2 separate regions of the Mus musculus genome follow, and region 2 is linked to region 1. A link is a contact called in ENCODE POLR2A ChIA-PET data. All regions are on one chromosome and are shown on one strand. Each heading gives the region's core, a stretch centred on a gene start or an enhancer-like site at or near the end of the contact. The rest is flanking DNA. Distances are from core to core; before and after follow the strand shown. Region 1 holds the start of Dnlz (DNL-type zinc finger). Region 2 holds the start of Dipk1b (divergent protein kinase domain 1B).

Evidence for each region. ChIA-PET counts read pairs that join two places held with the same protein, here RNA polymerase II (POLR2A).
Region 2: POLR2A ChIA-PET joins it to region 1 with 14 read pairs in Patski. The contact joins the promoter of Dipk1b here to the promoter of Dnlz in region 1. POLR2A ChIA-PET finds 5 or more read pairs at or near these places in 2 of 5 experiments (Patski and embryonic stem cell).

Annotation. Positions count from the first base shown.
Region 1 is chr2:26,350,493-26,353,532 of GRCm38, forward strand. Dnlz (DNL-type zinc finger) reads right to left here and starts at 1,618. Exons shown (of 3, transcript NM_026828.3): 1 at 1,281-1,618; 2 at 843-982; 3 at 1-66. The coding sequence starts at 1,520. Card9 (caspase recruitment domain family, member 9) reads right to left here. Exons shown (of 13, transcript NM_001037747.3): 11 at 2,449-2,522; 12 at 1,993-2,069; 13 at 1,695-1,919. The coding sequence ends at 1,820.
Region 2 is chr2:26,626,852-26,629,891 of GRCm38, forward strand. Dipk1b (divergent protein kinase domain 1B) reads left to right here and starts at 1,606. Exons shown (of 5, transcript NM_019833.3): 1 at 1,606-1,848. The coding sequence starts at 1,786.

The DNA.
Region 1 (3,040 bases), core at 368-2,867:
AGGGCACCGTCACCAGACACTCGGCGTACCTCCTCTCCTCTGGCTGCTAGGATCTCTTCAATATTCCTGCAAGACAGTAAGAGCAGCATCAGCCTTACTCTGGGCTCCCTCAAGGGCATCCCATGGTCATCTTGGGCCTGGAACACTTGTCCCAGCATCCAAGTGACACCAGTACCTTGCAGGCACCTAATGGCACCTTCACCAAATGTATCTGTTAACAAGTCCTCAGAAGCCATCTCTCTCGTACAGTGTACCACCAAGGGCCGTGGCCCTGCCTCTCACCAGGTAACACCCATCCCTGCATTTCAGTCTTGTCCCTACATATCAGAGCTGAGATTTCTCTGCAGTCCAGGTCTAAGAGGCGAACCCTAGAGACCCAAGGCCTGCACACTTATCACAGGCTATCTCCTCTGTGGCTCTGCCCTTACTCCTGCCACTGATCCCTCCTCATAGAACATTAAGAAGGCATCAGGCACAGCCTCCAAACTGACTCCTGGCCCTCCCCACTGCTCTCCCAAAAGTGGGAACACCACTGAAGGCTGCCCCAGTCCATAATCTGACACATACCCTTCCATCTGCCCTGAGTTGGCAGAGGACAAAAAGCCTCCACTAGAGATTGATAAGGCCCCTGGCGAGATCAGAGGTCAGGCAGTGACAGAGGTAGAGCCATAGAACTAGTTTGCCATATTTGGGGCCATTCATGGTTCATCTGAAGTTCAAATTCAACTGCTTCCAGGTCCACGTGGAAGCTGGGCTGTCCAGGTAGAGAGATCCAGGCAATGGATCCAGGCTCACACAGGGCCACAATCTTACTGTCTCCTACCCCTCCCAGCTGGCCTCACCTCTTCCCCTTCAGGTCAGAGAACCAGCTTAGGTTGTCTGCGATGATGTGGTGGTTCTGGCAACCAGGGCAAGTCACGATGACCACGCCCTGGTGATAGGCCAACTTTGAGATGCGCTTGGATGACCGAGTCCCACAGACCTAGCTGGGTTAGAGAGGTGGTCAGGCAAGGCATACACAGGAAAGTCTCTCCCAAGGTCTAACTCCATCCCGAGGGACAGCCTCAACCCTTTCTCTGATGATCCCACCTAGGCGACGGCGTCATTTCTAGACGCCTGTCTCCTGATAACCCAACCTAGAAGGCCCTGTGCCTCATTCCCACCCAGCCATTTGTAAAGACTCCGCCTCCTCCCTGGTCCGAAGGATACTTCCACGTTTCTGCCAGGACCCTACACCAACAGGAAACCAGCCAGCACCAGGTGTTGCCGACAGCGCCCACCTTGCAGGTGTAGACGAGTTGATAGTGGTCCGCTTCCACGCGCCCCAGCGCCGCCGCACGCCCTGATCCCGGCGCGGAGCTCGAGCTCCGCCAGCCCGAGGCCCAGCCCCAGGCCCAGCCCCGAAGTCTCTCCGCGGTCTTTAGGCGAGCCCCCAAATCCCAAAGCCGCCGCGGTCCGGAATCCCGGGTCCGCACACTACGAAGTAGTGTCGGCATGCGGCTCAGCGCTGTCCGCAACATCCCGCCTGCGAATCCTTAGCCACCTTTTCTTGCACCGCCCCGTGAAGCTGCGTCGACCATTTTGGTAACGGGCGCAGCGGCCGGAAGCGGCCCTCTTCGGCTTCCATCCGCCACCGGTGCACTGCTTTCTGTTGCCCCCTGGTGTCGCCCCGCTTGCATATCCAACCAACAGGCTCAGCTCGGTGATTATTTTATTTAGTTGCATTTTCTAATTCTAATACAGTAAAAAAAAAAAAAAAAAAAAAAAAACCGCAGCATCCTTTCACAATTCCACAGATGCTCAGCCTCGGCGCGGTTCGCTAGGAGCCCTCGGTGTCGGTGTTGTCGCTGCCTGTCGTATTCCCGCGATCCCCTTCTCCCTGCCGCCAGCTGTTCTGCATCTTGCGGAGCGCCCGCTTCCTGTGGGGCCCGCAGTGTGAGCAGGTAGGCACAGGTGTCCCACCCGCCAGCCGTCCTGCCCGCCGCCCCACACCTGCGGTAGTTCTCGAAGCTCTCCTTGAGGCGCCGCCGCTCCTTCTCCGGGGGCTCGCTGCTGCTGGGCCCCATGCCCTAGAGAAGGAACGGGGCCGGCAGCTGGACAACGGGGCGGGCAGCTGGACACCGTGGCCTTACCACGGCAGCCCTGGGACTCCAGCAGGTGTGGAGCATAGCTAGCTGGCCGTGGGGTCTGCTGGACTCCGAGATGACTGAGCGTGGGGTGACAACCCCTTTGTAGCCAGGTGAGTGGAAGACTTCTTTGCAGTGAACAGCAGTATGGGTGTCCTTACATTGTCCCCTCCCCTGTCCAACCACCCCACTATCCAAATGTTACATCCTACCCATACACTACCAAAGACCTTGTGATCCCCAGCTGTCCAGTGGCGTCACCCTCCTCCCCAGGATCAGCCATGTAGTAACCAGGGCTCTTGGGAACCCCAATCAGCCTTACATGGGTCAGTGAAAGATGCTCCTTGTTCAGAGCCATAAAGGGCTGCTCTGGGCTCTCCCTGTCTGCCAGTACACCTGAAAGGAAGATCTGTGCTTATGGGGGCCCCATCTGGTATGGCCACCTCCCTCTGCAAACAGCCCAACTAGCATTAGCCTAGGTCAGCCTTACGGGCTGGGACCTTTGCATGAGTCCAGTGGGGACTGCATTTCACAGAAACAGGCTGAGCCCTTGACTGCTACATCAACAGGGCTCCTACCATCAGTCACCCATACCGCCCAAGCTGACTGTCACCAAACACAAGGACAGATGGCTAGGAAAGACTCCAGGTCCCCATGATTATTTGCGAATGCATGCCCCAGTCCATGTCCCTTTTAGCTTGGCAACATTTTTGTGTCTAGTGGTTCCCATGGGTGGTGTGGGGGCAGCCTCAGTGGAGAGCTCAGGGCATCGGGGGCCTGGGTTAGTGCAAGTACACCATATTAATTAGAAGAATAATCATTCCAGGTAGCCAGAGCCAGCATGCCCCAGGTCCTGGGCAAACCAAGGCTCAAGCCTCTAGGTAGAAGATGTGCAGGGAAGGCTATGAACATCA
Region 2 (3,040 bases), core at 356-2,855, 280 kb after region 1:
GGGAGGGGAGTCATGCGTGGGGAATGGAGGTGCATCATGTGTGCACATGGAAGGCAGAGGTGGGTGCTGGGTGCTTTCTTCGATCACTGTCCACCTTTTCCTTTGAGGCAGGGTCTCTTCCTGAACCTCAGGCTGCTTTCTCAGCTAGGCTGTGAACCAGCAAGTCCTAGCAACCATCCTACAACGGCTCCACTCAACCTGTAACCTGGGTTACAGGTGTGCGCAGGATGCTCGATCTGCTACATGGATGCTGAAATTTGAATTTCAATCTTTATGTTTTCACAATAAGTGCTTTCAGCTGCTGAGTCATTTTTTTCAGCCTTCCCGTCACCACACTTAAACTACATTGTTTATCTGACCTGCAAAATCAAGATTGAAGACATAATAAAATAGTCAAACTGCTTAAGCAGCTCGTTTATAATTGGTGCGATAATGAAACAATCCCATGTTTCCCTTCTTTTTTCTCCTTCCTTCTTTTCTCCCTCCCTCCTTCCCTCCCTCTCTCCTTTCTTTCCTTTCTTCTTTCCTCTCTTCCTCCCTCCTTCCATCCCTTTCTTCCAGCCTCTCTCCCTTCCTTCCTTCTTTCCTTCCTTGAGGCAGGGTCTCCCTTTGGGCTTCTGGCTAGTCTGGAATTTGAAACATAGGCCAGGCTGGTCTTTCTGCTTCTGCTTCTTGGTTTCTGGGACACAGACTTGATGCTATTTTCCATTTGTTTTGTGACCTGCTCCTGGCTCTAGTTCTCTTCAGCCTTTCTAGCTTATAAATCCAAACCCTTCAGCTGGGCTCATGGGACTCTCGCTCCACTTTTATGAAGAGAAGGTTGGCCTGGTTCACTAATTGCGAAGCAATTAACATCCTTAAACTAAAGCTGTCTTTTATCATTTTGCAAGGCATATATATATGGACAGCACTGGGGCACAGGGGAAGGCGTATTCCCTGGGAATGCATATGACATCGCTATAGAACCCCTAAGAAAGGTGTGGGTGAGGATTGAGGGCAGCTGATGCGCATGGTGGACGGTGCATTCTGGCCATTGTCTGCTAAGTTCAATAAGCCTCTAACTAAGGTCAGCTGCTGCTTTCCTAATCACCCTAAATGGGAGTCACAGGAGAGGGGCGTGTCTGTCCATGGGCAGAAATCAGAAGAAACTGGTTCTCAGGAGTAGTTGCTGACCGCGTGGGCTGTGGGTCCTTCCCTATGCCCCGGTGCAACAAGGGCTGAAGACTCTCGGTGCCAGAGGTGGTGGCCTCAGGACTGACTAGCCTCACCTGCATACTGGGGAGGGATGGGGGCAGATCCATCAACGTCTTTTACCCTTGAAAAGGTGGAAGAAATGCGCAAGCGCAGGCGGGGACCTTACAGGTCCTCAGCGCCAGCCTGCCCCGGTGTTTCATGCTCACACAGGGTTGCCGTAGCGGGTCCCGGAGCTCTCGGGAGGTTGGGGGTGGGGGGGTGGGGGGTGGCGTAGGTCCCCAGCGGGAGAGCTAGACTAGCCGCGGGGCCGCGCGCCAGTCCTCCCACGCGCGTGCACGCCCCTTCCGTTTGTCTCCACACGCGCGCGCACGCCCCTCTGTCCATCTTCCCGCGCGTGCACGCCCCTCCTCCAGGCCGTCTCCCCGCGCGTGCGTCGCGGTCCTTGCTCAGAAAGGCACGCGCCTTGCCTTTAACGCGAGCCGAGGACGAGCGGCCCGCATGGAGAGCGAGCGGCGGCCGCTGCGGGCCTGGCCGGGCTGGGGCTGAGGCCGAGCCAGCCGCGGGGTTCCGCAGCCGGGGCCGGAGCCCATCATGCGGCGGCTGCGGCGCTTGGTGCACCTAGTGCTCCTCTGCCCCTTCTCCAAGGGCCTGCAGGTAAGCCGCAGCCGGCCAGGTGCTACCACACGGGGAGGGGCAGGGCGTGGGATGGCGAGGGTCGATGGGTGCACGCGGGTGCACCGGAGTCCTTTCTAACCTTCGCAACTTAAAAAAAAAATTCTGGAATAGCAAACTTGGCCAGCCCCTGGCCAGTTCTTGAGACAGCTGGAAACAGGGGCTGTGGTGACCTTGGGCCAGTGGAGGGCCAGCTCCTGTCTGCAGAAGAGGCCCCTCCCCTCATGCTTTGAGGTGATGGAGTCAGGCCTCTGGGCTCCAGCCGCTGGTTGCCACGGTCCTTAGAGCCTACAGGAAGGAGCCAGCCCTCACCAGTCTAGCCAAGGTCTCTCTGAAGGGCCGTCCTGAGGATGCTGGAGGATGCCTTTGTCCTGGGGCCTGGCCTCCCTTAGACTGTTTTACATAAAGGATGAGGACTGAAGCCTGTTGGATGCAGAGCTCTTCCAGGCCCAGATGCCCTTGTCTGCCCTCTTCCAGAGGCAGTAGCTTGTGCTGTGATCCATGCTCAGGCCTAGGTTGGGTTCGTGACCTGAGGTGTATGGGGGACCCTTCTTGTGCCAGGAGATGGGGTGTACCCATACCCCTAGCCCTGAAGCTAGGCCCTGACTCAGCAATGTGTGGACCCAGGAGTGGCAGGAGAGGGGTTTGGGCCAGTTCCCAGTGGGGCTGGTTCAGAGAGAGCCACTGGCTGAGCCCTTCCTGCCCCAAGCCTCAGTTTCCTGCGTGGGAAACACTAGGGCACCTGCCACCTGGCCCGGGTTTCCTGGGCAGGGAGTTTGCTGTGCAGTTACTATCCCTGTAATGACCTTCCCACCTTCCATGTGACTTTTCTGGAGCTGGACTGTTCAGCCTCGAAAATTATGGGCCCAGGGCTTGCCAACTTGTTCCCCACTGAGTGGCAGAAATCTGTGCGAGCTTTTGAGTACCACTGTGGTGAGTCCCGCCCCGGGGTGAGCAAAGACTCAGGGATCCTGGAGAAGAGCTGCGTCAGACAGAGGCCAGGTAAACCATCAAAGCTTAGCCAAGGTAGTCTAGGGGAGCCACCTGTGCCAAGGTGGCTTGGGAGGGCCTGCCTGGAGTGGTCTCTGACCTGCAGGTTTCTAGCGGCTTCTAGTTCTACATCACTTGGGCCAGCCTGGGCCAGCCGCTGTCCTGGCCCTGGCCCTGGCCCTTT